Regions from separate parts of the Homo sapiens genome. Here regions 1 and 2 are each linked to region 3. The links are chromatin loops, found by intact Hi-C in ENCODE. Cell type or tissue: dorsolateral prefrontal cortex. All regions are shown on one strand. Region 1 overlaps AGAP1 (ArfGAP with GTPase domain, ankyrin repeat and PH domain 1). Region 2 has its middle 260 kb from the start of AGAP1. Region 3 has its middle 110 kb from the start of AGAP1.

The links. Peaks named below come from ENCODE experiments on the same cell type or tissue, not always from the same donor. Only the 100,000 strongest peaks of a DNase experiment are listed, where the experiment ranks them.
Region 1: a loop joins it to region 3, with 4 times the contacts of the local background. A loop is called at or near these places in 1 of 110 quality-filtered maps.
Region 2: it touches region 3 in a loop (3-fold over the local background); 1 of 110 quality-filtered maps calls a loop at or near these places.

What each region holds. Positions count from the first base shown.
Region 1 is chr2:235,745,526-235,748,025 of GRCh38, forward strand. The region is part of intron 5 of AGAP1 (ArfGAP with GTPase domain, ankyrin repeat and PH domain 1); the gene reads left to right. It overlaps LOC105373942 (a long non-coding RNA gene), which reads right to left. Exons shown (of 4, transcript XR_001739943.3): 4 at 2,173-2,236. Among named protein-coding and RNA genes, the nearest start is that of TNRC17, 230 kb to the left of the region's middle. In dorsolateral prefrontal cortex, a CTCF peak has its summit at 1,007 (motif pointing left); a DNase peak (open chromatin) is centred at 996; H3K27ac peaks cover 1,839 bases.
Region 2 is chr2:235,237,591-235,240,090 of GRCh38, forward strand. No RefSeq gene overlaps it. Among named protein-coding and RNA genes, the nearest start is that of AGAP1, 260 kb to the right of the region's middle. In dorsolateral prefrontal cortex, no CTCF peak of the experiment used is centred here; a DNase peak (open chromatin) is centred at 1,121.
Region 3 is chr2:235,383,312-235,385,811 of GRCh38, forward strand. No RefSeq gene overlaps it. Among named protein-coding and RNA genes, the nearest start is that of AGAP1, 110 kb to the right of the region's middle. In dorsolateral prefrontal cortex, no CTCF peak of the experiment used is centred here; DNase peaks (open chromatin) are centred at 177 and 1,510; H3K4me3 peaks cover 1,066 bases; H3K27ac peaks cover 2,435 bases.

The sequences.
Region 1 (2,500 bases), 360 kb after region 3:
AAAGTCAGATGGAGGTTAGCTTTACAACTGCTTTGTCAGAAATATGGGTAACATACAAATAATCCTATCAGGAAAAATTGTATATCCCTTCATTTTTGTTGTGGCTATGAATAGACTGTTTTGCGAATTCTTTTAGAATGAGCCTATCTGACATGCCCATCCATGCTCTGATGTGAGACGCTTCTCTTTAGGACGTCAGCTGTACATACTGCACTAGGTGTGGTCTAAGTAGGAGGTTGCCCAGGCAGATGATTGGCTGCTTGATCACGAACCTACAAAAGCCCAGATAAATAGTGTGGCATAAACCACAAACATTTTCCAGCCAGACGTGGTGGCTCACGCCTGTAATTCCAGCACTTTGGGAGGCCCAGGCAGGTGGGATCAGTTGAAGTCAGGAGTTGACCAGCCTGGCCCACATGGTGAAACCCTGTCTGTACTAAAAATAGAAAAATTAGCCAGGCATGGTGGTGCATGCCTGTAATACCAGCTGCTCAGGAGGCTGAGGCAGGAGGATCACTTGAACCCAGGAAGCAGAGGTTGCAGTGAGCTGAGATCACGCCATTGCACTCCAGCCTGGGTGACAGAGTGAGATTCTGTCTCAAAAAAATAAAAAGCCGGGCATGTTGGCGGGTGTCTGTAATCCCAGCTACTTGGGAGGCTGAGGCAGGAGAATCTTTTGAATCTGGGGAGATGGAGGTTGCAGTGAGCCAAGATCGTGCCACTGCACTCCAGCCTGGTAGACAGAGGGAGACTCCATCTCAAGGGAAAAAAAAAACAAAACTATAAGTATCTTTTCAGTGTGCTAGATGAGAGATGTTAGAGTTGGGCTTCCTGGAGAGCACCTCCCCCAACTTTTTTTTTTTTTTTTTTTTTTTTTTTTTTTTTTAAAGCGTACGTGGTCGCTCTCACTCCTGAAACCTTCAGAGCCAGAGCTCTGTTTAATCCTAACACAGAAGGGAGGAGGGATTCTTAGGCCTAATGCACCCTCTAGTGTTCACCAGGAGACAAGGCCGCACCACCCAAAAGTCCTTGGTTCTTGTGAGAATGCAGAGTTGCCGTATTTGAGGTGGCATCTTGAAAATGCCTAATCGTGTTTTAAAGTGGATGCTCATCCACAGCAGATTCTGCTTAAAGCTGCCTTGAAGTCGAATAGAGAAATTCCGAATAAGCTCCCCTTCCTGCAGGCCCGACCGTGGCATTTTTGAGCAGGGTCCTTCGGGGCTGTGTGTGCAGACACCACTCACAGGCTGCTGGAGCTCAGGAGGTTTGACTTTAGGACTCAGAATGGGCTTTTGCTTAGACTCACTGTGAAAAGTGACAGTGAAGTTCCCAGCCTGGAAAGATCCCCTGCGATCAGGTTCTGTTCTCTGAGTTCTGAGTACACATCCATGTTCCATCAGTAGGAAGGGAGTGTCTGAGATCCCGGGAGTTGGGACCACACACACCTGCGTGTGACTGGCTGCTGGCTGGGTGACCTTGACACCTGGGACTTTGGTGGGGTTCAACAGGAATTCCCAGAAGACACTCAGTGCATCCGTGGGTATGTGATAGGCATCTTAACAATGGCTGCTTTTGTTCCTCATATTTCAATCTGCGACCAGTGTTCCAGGGTCCTGCCTGGAATCCTGAACCCCACCCCCCACTGTCCCTGCCCCTGGAGGCAGCGTATCCCTCTGAGTCTCCTGCCTGAGCCAAGGGGCACATCGAGCCTCCTGCCAGGGTGGCTGCTTAGATTCTCGAGAAACCCTGATGAAGTTGAAGTCCTTGAGTAAAAGAAAGTACCCCCATTTATTCCCATGAATTCCATGAACATCCGTTGATCGGATGTGGAAAGATGCCCAGGAAGGCCCCAGGGGAGTGTGTGCGTGTGCGAGGGTGGCCTCTGGGGTTGGGAGGTAAGTCAGCCCCACACCCTCCCGGGGTGAACAGGTAAGCTGGCCCCACGCCCTCCCGGGGTGAGCAGGTAAGCGGGCCCCATGCCCTCCCTGCAGGACTCCTCTTAGCTGGGCCACCCCCAGATGAACCAGAACGAAAAGTTGCAATCAGGGCTGTATTCCTCACCTGCGGGATTCTCTTGGTCCTTCCCTAGACTTCAGGGAGCACCCCAGAAAGCCTGATGGCAGGAAGCTGGCATGCACGTGGGCTCTGAGGGTCCCTGCCGCGACGCTTGCTTCCTGCGTGCAGACTTGCTCTCCGTGAAGCCCGTGCTCGGCTGCTCTTTCAGGGGTTTGGCTTCCTGGGATGCCAGAGACAAAAGAGGGATCAGGTTGTCTAGGAAGGCACCTGGCATTTCTCTTCCTGCTGCTTTGGGGTAGGCAGCGTTAGAGGTCAGAGCATATGGGATGGGAAAGAACGGAAGAGGAATTAGGTTCATTGCCAAAGGATTCCTGGGCTGGGGTGAGGCCTCCGCCCGCTGGCGGGAGGGGCAGCTCTGCCAGCAGGAGCTCTTTCTGGGCAGTAGCCAAGGACTGCACGAATGTTCATAATTGGGCAAGATGGG
Region 2 (2,500 bases), 150 kb before region 3:
CAGGAGATCGAGACCAACCTGGCCAACATGATGAAACCCCGTCTCTACTAAAAATACAAAAATTAGCCGTGCGTGGTGGCATGTGCCTGTAGTCCCTGCTACTCGGGAGGCTGAGGCAGGAGAATCCCTTGAAGCAGGGAGGCGGAGGTTGCAGTGAGTCAAGATCATGCCACTGCACTCTAGCCTGGTGACACAGCAAGACTCCGTCTCAAAAAAAAAAAAAAAAAAAAAAGAGGGAATTAAGCAGAACACTAAGATTACTCCAGCTCCTTGGTGATAGTAACAATATCTAGGTGGTTCACATCAGTGTGGCACTTTGTCATTTTCAAAGCACTGTCATGTGTAAGCTGGGCTTCCGTTTGTACCTTCTGAAGTTTCAGGGCTGTATTCACCTTATTTCATTTGGGCTCTATTGAAGGCGAGGTTGAGAGAGATGCCCAGTAACAACACAAAGCCATGCTCCGCATCCAGCAAGGAGCTCTCAGCTCTCCTGGGTCCTCTCCTCTCATCCCACAAGAGCACCTTGAGTGGGTGCATGAGGATGCAGATTTTATAGACGCGGGAAGTTAAGATGGGGGAATTTAGGTAATATTCCTGATATTGCACAGCCAGTGAATGGAAAAATCAGGAGTTGAGCATCTGGGTCTGCATCCACGCCCAGCACACTTAGCACTAAGGCAGGGGTTCTCACAGTGTGACCCCTGCACCAGCAGCATCAGCACCATTTGGTAACTTGTTACAGGTGCAGATTCTGGGGCCTCCCCTGACGCTGCTGTATCAGATCTGCTGGAGGTGGAGCTCTGCCTTTTTGCAAGCTCTGGGATGATCCTAATGCTCTCATCTGTATGTGCAAAGCTGTAGCTATCAATGGCTGCTAACTGGTGGATGATGACTTGAACACAGGTGTTTTGATCTCCATACTCTTTCAATGGACGATATCAGCTGTTCTCAGTCCCACCTGAACATTGAATCATTTGGAGAGTTTAAAAGCAACTCACCGACAACAAAACCAAAACACACAAAGAAAGAAACAACCACATTCTCCAGGCCCCATCCCAAGACTATTAAGTCAGAGTTGCTTGGGGTGGTGCCAGGAGCTGCCTTTGTTTAGAGCTCCCAGATGCCAGGCAGCTGTTTCCCCTGACTGTCTGATAATCCTTGGCAGTCGGTTTCCATCTAAGTGCCAGGCCTTGAAAAGCAGACTGCAAGCTCTAAGCTCTGTGTGTGGGTGGGGCTGCTGGCTGTGTGGCCACTGGAAGGGTCAGTCTCCACTGCAGGGTGATGGCCCAGGATGCGTCTTTGGGGACACTCCCATGTTGTACACTTTTTTTTTTTTTTTTTTTTGAGACAGAGTTTCACTCTTGTTGCCCAGGCTGGAGTGCAATGCCATGATCTTGGCTCACCACAACCTCCGCCTCCCAGGTTCAAGCAATTCTCCTGCCTCAGCCTCCCAAGTACCTGGAATTACAGGCGTGCGCCACCACACCTGGCCATTTTTTTTTTATATTTTTAGTAGAGACAGGGTTTCTCCATGTTGGTCAGACTGGTCTCAAACTCCCGACCTCAGGTGATCTGGCCACCTCGGTCTCCCAAACTGCTGGGATTACAGATGTGAGCCACCATGCCTGGCCCCACGTTGTACTCTTAATGCTCTCTAAGTGATTGTACCCTAAGGTGAAATGCTAAGTGTTCACCTCTGACTGACCAGAGTCAGAACCTTCTTCTCTAGAAGGTTCTCCTAGTCTCCTTCCTGAAGGAGGTGTTAGGGGTCAAGTGGGGAATAAGCCTGGGGTCTGGGTGTCTGAACCACCTGCATAAAACCTTGTCGTGGAGTTTGCAGGGGCTGAGGCATGTATCTATCAGATTGCTTCTCTGCTTTCCCTGTTTAGGTTCACCTGCTTATACAATTTTACTGCTGTTCTCTCTTCTTTCATTATATCCTTGAAGGTTTGTGCTTTAAAAAAAAAAACAAGAAAAAAAAACAAGAAACTTTTTTGTTGTTTTAGTGATATTTCAGGAATAAGGGTGACTCAATGGATGTGTTAAGCCTGCCACTTCTAACCAGAAATCTGTACAAAATTTCCTATGAGAGTCCTCCTTCATCCTAGCCTTTGTCCAGACACACTTCCCTTGCTGTCTAGAGAAGCAGCTTCCTTCTGTCCTCATATGCTTGCATCGTTCCTTCTTGCCTCCCTCTCTGCCAGAAATGCTCTTCCCCCTGCATTCTGATGGCTTAATTCCTCTTGACCTTTGGAGTTCAGTCCCAGATCTGTCCCCTTATTGGAGCCTTCCCTGCAGCACCTGGAGCTGTGCTTGGGTCACACTGTAGTGTGATCTGATTATATGATTGATGTCAGTCTTCCCAACTAAACCGTAAGTTCATGAGGCCACGAACCTGGCTGATTGTGTGTGCCATTGTATCTATCTCCTCTACCCAATGCATATTTTTGAATAAATAAATGAATGAATAGGCAGGTGGGGGCTTGAAGGCCTCTTGATT
Region 3 (2,500 bases):
CACTGTACTAAGACCCTCGTCCTGCCCAGTGCCAAGAGAAGTCAGTGAGAATTAAACTCTAAGAAGCCCCCTGAATTGGAGGAAATGCTAGCATTTGTCCTCTGAAGCTGCCAGCTGCATGAGTGCACAGCTGCTGGTTGAATTCCGTGGCTGAGGTTGGATGCCTGCCTGACCTGGCCTCGCCAATGCTGGGTATACAGCAGAGGGGATAGTCTCAAATCAGGCCATCAGAAGAGTGGTGGGCAATCTCAAAGAGAAGGCACAGCTGGGAAGAAAATTTTCCATCTGCCCTGAGTAGAGGGAGGAGAAATAGGTCAGGCCAGACAATGTAGGGGCTGTCCGCGGACGGTGATCTGAAAATGAATCACTTCTGTGTTGAGCAGAGGCTAGGTCAAATTTTCCAGAAAGGGCAGAATTCCCAGTTGGGTAAACTATTGGGACATAGAAAAGACACATCGTTGGCACAGGGGAAGAATCACTGAACTTGGAGATGAAAGATCTGCCAATTCCTGTGCGCTGGGTGGGTACCTTACCTAAACCATCTGAGTTTCAATGTCTTCAACTGCAAAGTGGGCCCATGAGATGAAATAAGAAAATCTGTTTTGCAAAGTTTTTTTTTTATTTTTTATTTTTATTTTGTTTTATTTTATTTTTTGAGACGGAGTCTGGCTCTGTCACCCAGGCTGGAGTGCAGTGGCGCGATCTCGGCTCACTGCAAGCTCCGCCTCCCGGGTTCACGCCATTCTCCTGCCTCAGCCTCCTGAGTAGCTGGGACTACAGGCACCCGCCACTGCCGCCGGCTAACTTTTTATATTTTTAGTAGAGACGGGGTTTCACCGTGGTCTCGATCTCCTGACTTCGTGATCTGCCCACCTCGGCCTCCCAAAGTGCTGGGATTACAGGCTTGAGCCACCGCGCCTGGCTGCAAACTATTCTTAAGATTGTATCCATTGATATTAATAAGGGCTAATTGTCTGGCCCATAGTACAGTTTTGGGGCAGTGTCTATTGAAGAATTCCTAACTTATCTTGCAAGGACTATTATGCACTTAGTGAAATTTAATCCCATAGCCATCCCATAAGTGGCCATTGGGAGCTCCTTTTACAGTTAAGAAGACAGTCTCTAGAGCTTCCAGAACTCGTTCATGTACATTCCAGTCCCTGCCAGGGGACAGTCAGCGTGTGATGGAGCGCTGGGCCTGTGCTTATCCAACCCCGGCTCCCCAGCTCCTTCTTCGCCTGCTGTTTTCCATCTCAGCCTCCTCTTCATGGAGGGGTGAAAGGAAACCAGCCCCTGCCCCGCTGATCCCCATTCACAGAGGCCGTTTTTGTGGCCAGCCTGGGCTCGACATGACCAGCGTGGCAATGTGGACCTCTCTCCGCCGGCGCTGCCCATGTCCAGGCCCCCGCGAGCGCCTCCCCTGCTTCCCCGGCATTGTCCGAGGCCTGGCGGAAGAGAGGCTTCCCAGTGCTTCCCGCGGCCTGGGAATGTACAGTGAAGTCACCAGCCTGCGAAAGAAAAGGCCTCTGTCTCCCGGGTGACGGGGCTCTATTCGGGGATGCGCATTATGCAGCCCTGGTCCTCACAAAGAAAGTCGCGACTGTTCGGGGCACGTCATCTGGCCTGGCAGCTCTGAGAGGGGACATTTCATTTCCGCTCTGCATGTTCCCTCCTGCCCCCTGAATGGCTCTGGGCTGTGTGGCCACACAGTGACCCACTGCCTTTCTGCCAGGATGGTGCGAGCCACCCAGAGAGAAAAGTCCTGATTAGCACTTTCCCACGCGTGCCTCAGCCTGGCCAGGCATCCGCCGCAGGCAGAGGCGTTCCTGTGGCTCTGGGGTCCACAGTGGCTCTTGCTCCAGGCCTGGACGACAAGCTCTTACAGGCAGTAAGAGACATTGCCCTGTCTTGGTTCTTGGGGATGAGACCACAGGAGCTGCGAGCCCTGAGTGGGGGTCTGGCTGTAATGAAGGCCAGCAAGGCAGATGGTCAGGGCCAATGCCACGTCCACCCAGCAAAGCCAGAACAGGGACCAGGCTAGCGGCTGGGTTAGTGCAGAGCAGACAGCCGATCCTAGAGGGGCAAGATGAGACAGCACAGATCAGACCAAGGCCAAGTCCAGCAGCAGTGAGCAAGGGGTGGACATGTCCAAAACAGGGAAGTCAAAGTCGGTCTTGATCAGCTTCTCAAATGGACTAAGGGCCACCTATGTCAGAATCACAAAGTGAGACTGTTAAAAATACACAATTTAGGTTCCTACCCCAGACCAACAGAAAAAGAAGCTGCAAAGCTCTGGCCTGGGAATGGGCATTGTAAAAAAAAAGAGTTCTAGAGGGGCCACTTGAGCTCATTAAAACATATGTATGCCTAGTGTTCCATTATTGGAACACTGAGCATATGGGAGTTATTTATTCCCTACTGCTCAAGGTCATTGCCAAGGTCTGATTGCAAAAACTCAAAAAATAGCAACCTCAGGCACAAATGGGTTAAACTAGAAAGA